2 separate regions of the Homo sapiens genome follow, and region 1 is linked to region 2. Evidence: chromatin loops called from intact Hi-C (ENCODE). Cell type or tissue: mammary epithelial cell. All regions are shown on one strand. Each heading gives the region's core, and the rest is flanking DNA. Links, peaks and the distances in the headings are about the cores only.

What was found. A loop is a pair of places that touch in the nucleus more often than their neighbours do. Peaks named below come from ENCODE experiments on the same cell type or tissue, not always from the same donor. Only the 100,000 strongest peaks of a DNase experiment are listed, where the experiment ranks them.
Region 1: it touches region 2 in a loop (4-fold over the local background); 5 of 110 quality-filtered maps call a loop at or near these places.

What each region holds. Positions count from the first base shown.
Region 1 is chr10:126,089,843-126,092,664 of GRCh38, reverse strand. The region is part of intron 11 of ADAM12 (ADAM metallopeptidase domain 12); the gene reads left to right. Among named protein-coding and RNA genes, the nearest start is that of FANK1-AS1, 120 kb to the right of the region's middle. In mammary epithelial cell, for the core only: no CTCF peak of the experiment used is centred there; a DNase peak (open chromatin) is centred at 1,634; H3K27ac peaks cover 632 bases.
Region 2 is chr10:125,867,314-125,870,135 of GRCh38, reverse strand. The region is part of intron 1 of DHX32 (DEAH-box helicase 32 (putative)); the gene reads left to right. Among named protein-coding and RNA genes, the nearest start is that of DHX32, 13 kb to the left of the region's middle. In mammary epithelial cell, for the core only: a CTCF peak has its summit at 1,581; no DNase peak of the experiment used is centred there.

The sequences.
Region 1 (2,822 bases), core at 87-2,586, 220 kb before region 2:
AGGAAGTTGCTTTGTGAGTGTGTAATGACAGAAACCAAGGATCTGTACACAAAGTCAAAGTACTAACCGATAGGAAATGAAATATTGCAAAACTCAAGATACTAACATGTGTGTCTCTCCAAAAGGGAGGCCACCCTAAAAAGTAATATGTTCCTAGTCACTAAAGGTGTCTGAGAGGAAGCACAGTAATTGTTTGCTGGACATTTGGGGCAAGGATTTCCTTCTTAGGGTATAAGGTTGGGCCAAGGGCCTATAGATGCCTTCTGTTTCCAACATTTCACAAGCCCTGATCGCTATGCTGGGCCACACGCTGGGTGACTTTCAGACAGTGAGTTTGGCAGGAGACTGATGTGCAACTGAGTGGCCTTCGTGTTTTCTCACTCTCAATGAACTCATAGCCATAGAAAATGCACTGTGTGTCTAATTTCCCTGATCATCAGATGGGCACAAATACATTAGCCTATGGGCCTCCAGAAATGGTTTCCCATGACTAAGAAGATCATATTGTTAATATTGTTAATGTTTTTTAATTATTGATAAACCAATGGAAGAGAGGAAAACCTAGATCAAGAACACTGGACTTGAAGAGATCTGGTTGTCCCAATTCTCACACCATTTTTTAAAATAATATAGGCAGTTTAGTAACCCCCTGGCTCTTACATTCCTCATCAATAAGATGAGTGAGTCAGTCTTCATCCACCCATCCAACCATCTATCCATCCACCCATCCACCCTTCCTTCCTCCTTTCTTTCCATCTGTCTCTCCACCCACTTGTTCACATATTAAACAAATATTTTTGACCCCTGTGCTCGTGGGGAGGAATGCACAGATGATGAAGACTCTACAGCTCTAAAAATTATATAATTCTGAAGGCACAATAGCAAGGCATATTTTCTGGCACTCTATATGGTTTTATCTAAATCCTTTCCAATTGGAAAGTCTTCATGGCAGTGCTGAAGAATGCAAGCCAGATCGCCCCAGAGATATTTGAACACCGTAGGTAGAAATGGTATTGTTAAGAGCTCGACAAATCATTTAAAAGGCTTTTTTTTCCCCCATTACCAGGGGTTTGCTAATAGCCTTTATTTGATTTATACCATATTAGCAATTTCTGAGTTTTCTCTTTTGCTGAGCTTGTGCTTTTGTATAAATCTTTTCTATTTGCTTCTCATTTATGATCCCACATTCCTGTCCAGAGAGTGGTGTTTTTAATTTTCTCAGATGGAAAGCAACTTCCTAAGCAAGTAGGTGAATTAATCACAAAAGCCCACAGTGAGGGGGAGGTCGAGCGGCTCAGTCAACCCTCAGTCATCCATCACCCGTGGTGGAGTTTTCCCGGCTGCTCCGGTATTATCTCAAAATGGTGGTTCTCTTACCTCATAGTGTCTCCGAGAGAGTGGGAGAATGGACTCAATGAGATCACATGTCTGTAAATTGTAAATCATTCCACAAAGGTAGTATATTATTACTTAGCTTACAGGGGTTTTGGAACTATCAAAAAGTTAAAGGCTTTTTTCAGAATTCCTACTCATCATTGCTGGAAAGACTCCCAGTGCCCTTAGCAGTCACTCAGCAGCATGTCCACAGTTTCCGTGTGATGGCTCACTTTAAACTGGCCCACATCCAAACACCAGCCAGCCTGTGTCTTCCTCCTCCCACCACTGATGGAGGCTTGGGGATGTCAGTTAAATTCAGTCTCAGCTCCAAAGGTGATTCAGAGATGAATCAGTAACTGCTTTAATGATATTAACATCTCAGAATCAAAAAGAACCAAGTATTGTAGATGGCTTAAAGGAGAAAAGTATATCCCTTCATATACCTTGTTTATTCTTTATCAAAACATTCCAGAATCCTAACTCTGAAAACATTAACCAATTGCTGTCACTGACAAATGGGACCTGAGGCCTGTAAATACAAGGATAGAGTCCTATTTCAACTTAAGACTTGTGTGACTTCAGTTGCACATTGCAGGGATGGTTGGAGGGGGTTCCTTATGGATTGTATCATTAATTACTGCAAGGCTTTAAGTGTGTGTAAGAGTGTGTGTTTTATGTCTCTAAACATTTAAGACCTGTCCTGGAAATGACTCTTTGGCAAAAGCAGTATCTGGGGATTCATGTGGGAGTTTAACTCAGTTGAGTTTATCCATTAATGAGCTTGGAGCCCTTGGTCTTAGGGAGGTGAGGGCTACGTATGCTGCATTTATAGGAGTAAGAAAATTGTGAATGACTTGAACACTCATAGCAAAGAATATTTAGCGTAATAGTAAATGTCACTTCCTAGAGTAGGAAAAAAGGCAATATTAACATTCAAAAAATGACTCTTACAGATTCCTTTTTTTTTTTTTTTTTGCAGAAAGTTTCTGTTAAATGAGAGTTGGAGGAATAGGGCCATCTCCTCGGGTGGGGTAGGTGAATCTGCAAGTCATATTCACCGAGCCCCTGCCACTGTTACACACTGATAGGTGTTAGGGACACAGCTGTGAACAGGACAAGCCTGTTTCTTGCCCTCTTGGAACTGGTGTTCTAGTGGTGAAAAGAGTTGAAAAATGGAAAATTTAAAACTTGCAGTTTGGGCCAGGTGTGGTGGTTCACACCTGTAATCTCAGCACTTTGGGAGGCCAAGGCAGGAGGATTGCTTGAGGCCAGGAGTTCAAGACCAGCATGGGCAACATAGCAAGACCCTGTCTCTATTTTTAAAATAAAAAAATAAAAGTAATAAATTGCAGGTTGGAAGGAGTGCTGTGAAGGAAGCAAAGGAAGAGGACAAAGAGAGGAAACATGGGGTGAGGGAGCCCACTTTAAGTGGGGGTTTGGGGGAG
Region 2 (2,822 bases), core at 92-2,591:
CTGATTCCCCCCAAAAGAACTTTATGCTGCTCTTTAGCTTCATTCATTTATTTTATTTTACTTTCCAATTTCCTGTTCTTGTCAATTATATAATTAGTATTTTAAGTTAGAAATCATAGAATATTTGTCTTCTTCCTATGCATAATTAGTCTGTTAGTGGGCACTGCTTATTCTTCCTTTGCAGTAATTTTCCCGTGGTTTTATTACCTCTCTCCCATGCTTAGCACTAAGCCCAAGCCTTTCTCTCTCTTCTTTTCAATTATTATGATGTCCTTATCCATCTTTCCACTCAACTCTTATCCCTACCATATGTCAGATCCTCTGTTCGGTATTGGGAACAAATGCAAACCACACGTGTAGCTTAAGGATCTTCCCACATAGTGGAGAGACAGAGAATCATATTCAAACAAGGGTTTTGGCTGGGCACAGGGGCTCACATCTGTAATCCCAACACTTTGGGAAGCTGAGGCAAAAGGATCACTTGAGCCCAGGCAATTGAGACCAGCCTGGGCAACAGAGCGAGACCCTGTCTCTACTAAAGAAATTTTTTTTTTTTTTTTGAGACAGAGTCTCACTCTGTCGCCCAGGCTGGAGTACAGTGGTGCCAGCTCAGCTCACTGCAACCTCTGCCTGCCAGGTTTAAGCGATTCTCCTGCCTCAGCCTCCTGAGTAGCTGGGACTATAGGCGTACGCCACCACACCCAGCTAATTTTTGTATTTTCAGTAGAGACAGGGTTTCCCCATGTTGACCAGGCTGGTTTTGAACTCCTGACCTCAGGTGATCCACCTGCCTTGGCCTCCCAAATTGCTAGGATTACAGGCATGAGCCACCATGCCTGGCCTAAAGAAAATTTTTTAAAAACAAGTAGTTTTAATATAGCTTTTCACATGAATGATGTTTGAGGTCTTGGCTAGGGACCCTAGATAGTGGACCCTGACATGAAGGCAATCCATTTAAAAGTAAGAATTTGGCAAGAATAAAAAATTACTTGCTAAGGAATAAAGGAGGCAAAATTTTATGTAAATTCTTAAACGATGTAGAATCTTAAACTATGTAGAATCACAGAATTTTAAATTATTTCTAGACAGTATAAGAAATTATTCATTCAATGAATAATTACTGAGTACTAGGATAATTTGGTGACCAACACGGATAGGTCTCTGCTTTTAGAGCTCATTTGAGGGGCCGTTAGGTAGTGGGGAACTAGGAACAAACAGCAACCTCAGGAAGGTGATGGCTGCCACGGTGGGAAGCACACCGTGGATCTAGATACCTAGGGGATCACAGCAAGCCTTGTGGAGAAAACGACACCAGAGTTCAAACTTGAAGGATAATTCTCATTCATTCAGTCTATTCATTTTACAGGTAAGAATTAACTAAAGCTTAGAAAATTTGTGGTTTACATGGAACAAATTAATGGCAAGCCAATCCCTTAGGTGGCTTGTTATTCCTGGATCTTGCCTTGATTCCACGTTTCCTGAGCGCAGTATCTTAAAATTTCATCTTTCATAGAACAAAGTAAGCGTTGAGTAAATAATTACTGATAACTTGCAACCTGTTGACAAGGCTGACACCTATCTGAAAGTGCAGGAAGTGCATTTGCCTTTCAGTCCTTAGGAATTTACAGTCTACAGCAGTCATTCATTTTGGAGTTACTTGTATTTCTGGTGAGTTATGTTTATTTTTCAAATTACAGTGAGAATTCAGATCTAAGAATTTCATAATGAATCTCATAAATAGCAGACCTCAAGATAATTAGAAATTTTACAACGTTTAAATTCCTTAGATCAATTAAAAACACTCTTGGAATAATTTATTTTTAAAATGCATGTAACAATGCATAATTTACTGACAATGCCTTAAGATTGTAGCATACAAATGAATTCAGTACATTCTACTATAATAATTCTTGTACAAATGAATGTGATAAACATCAGTTGGTCCATAATATATTTTAGAAAAAAAAGGATTTTTAAAATAAAATGGCTCTAGAGTAGCTTTGCTTAGAACTGACTCCAAATCCAGATGGGTTGGTTGATTATCTCACTGGGTTTATTTAGATGGGTTTATTTATTTAATTATATTTAGATTGTAAATTACCAGGATATTTTAGCTTTTATTATCAGAGAAATGTTAAGTAGGCTTATCTGGATATTTGTTATCATCATTTGGATTTAAATATAAATGCTTTAATTTTGAGTCACTAGTTTTTATCTAAATGCTATCTATAATTTACATTGCTTAAAACACAATAGCTGATAACAGAAGCCATATTTTTGATGGGCCTTCTAATCAAAAAGAAAATAATCTCTAAATACATTAGTCTTTTCAGAAACACAGTTGAGGTTGAAAGTATTTTTTTTTTCATTTTTGTCCTTGATTTTTTTTTTTTTTTTTTTGAGACGGAGTCTTGCTCTGTCGCCCAGGCTGGCGTGCAGTGGCACAATCTCTGCTCACTGCAAGCTCCGCCTCCCGGGTTCACGCCATTCTCCTGCCTCAGCCTCCCAAGTAGCTGAGACTACAGGCGCCCGCCACCACGCCTAGCTAATTTTTTGTATTTTAAGTAGAGACGGGGTTTCACCATGTTAGCCAGGATGGTCTCGATCTCCTGACTTCGTGATCCGCCCACCTCGGCCTCCCAAAGTGCTGGGATTACAGGCGTGAGCCACCACACCCGGCCTGTCCTTGATTTTTATCTGCCTTTTTTTGTCTGGCAGTCAAACTTTCACAGTCCCTGTTAACTCCTGTTTCTTCTTAACTTTATTTCCTAGCAGTAACTCTGTGCATAATCCATATTGTTCAGAGTTTCACTAAGTAAGAT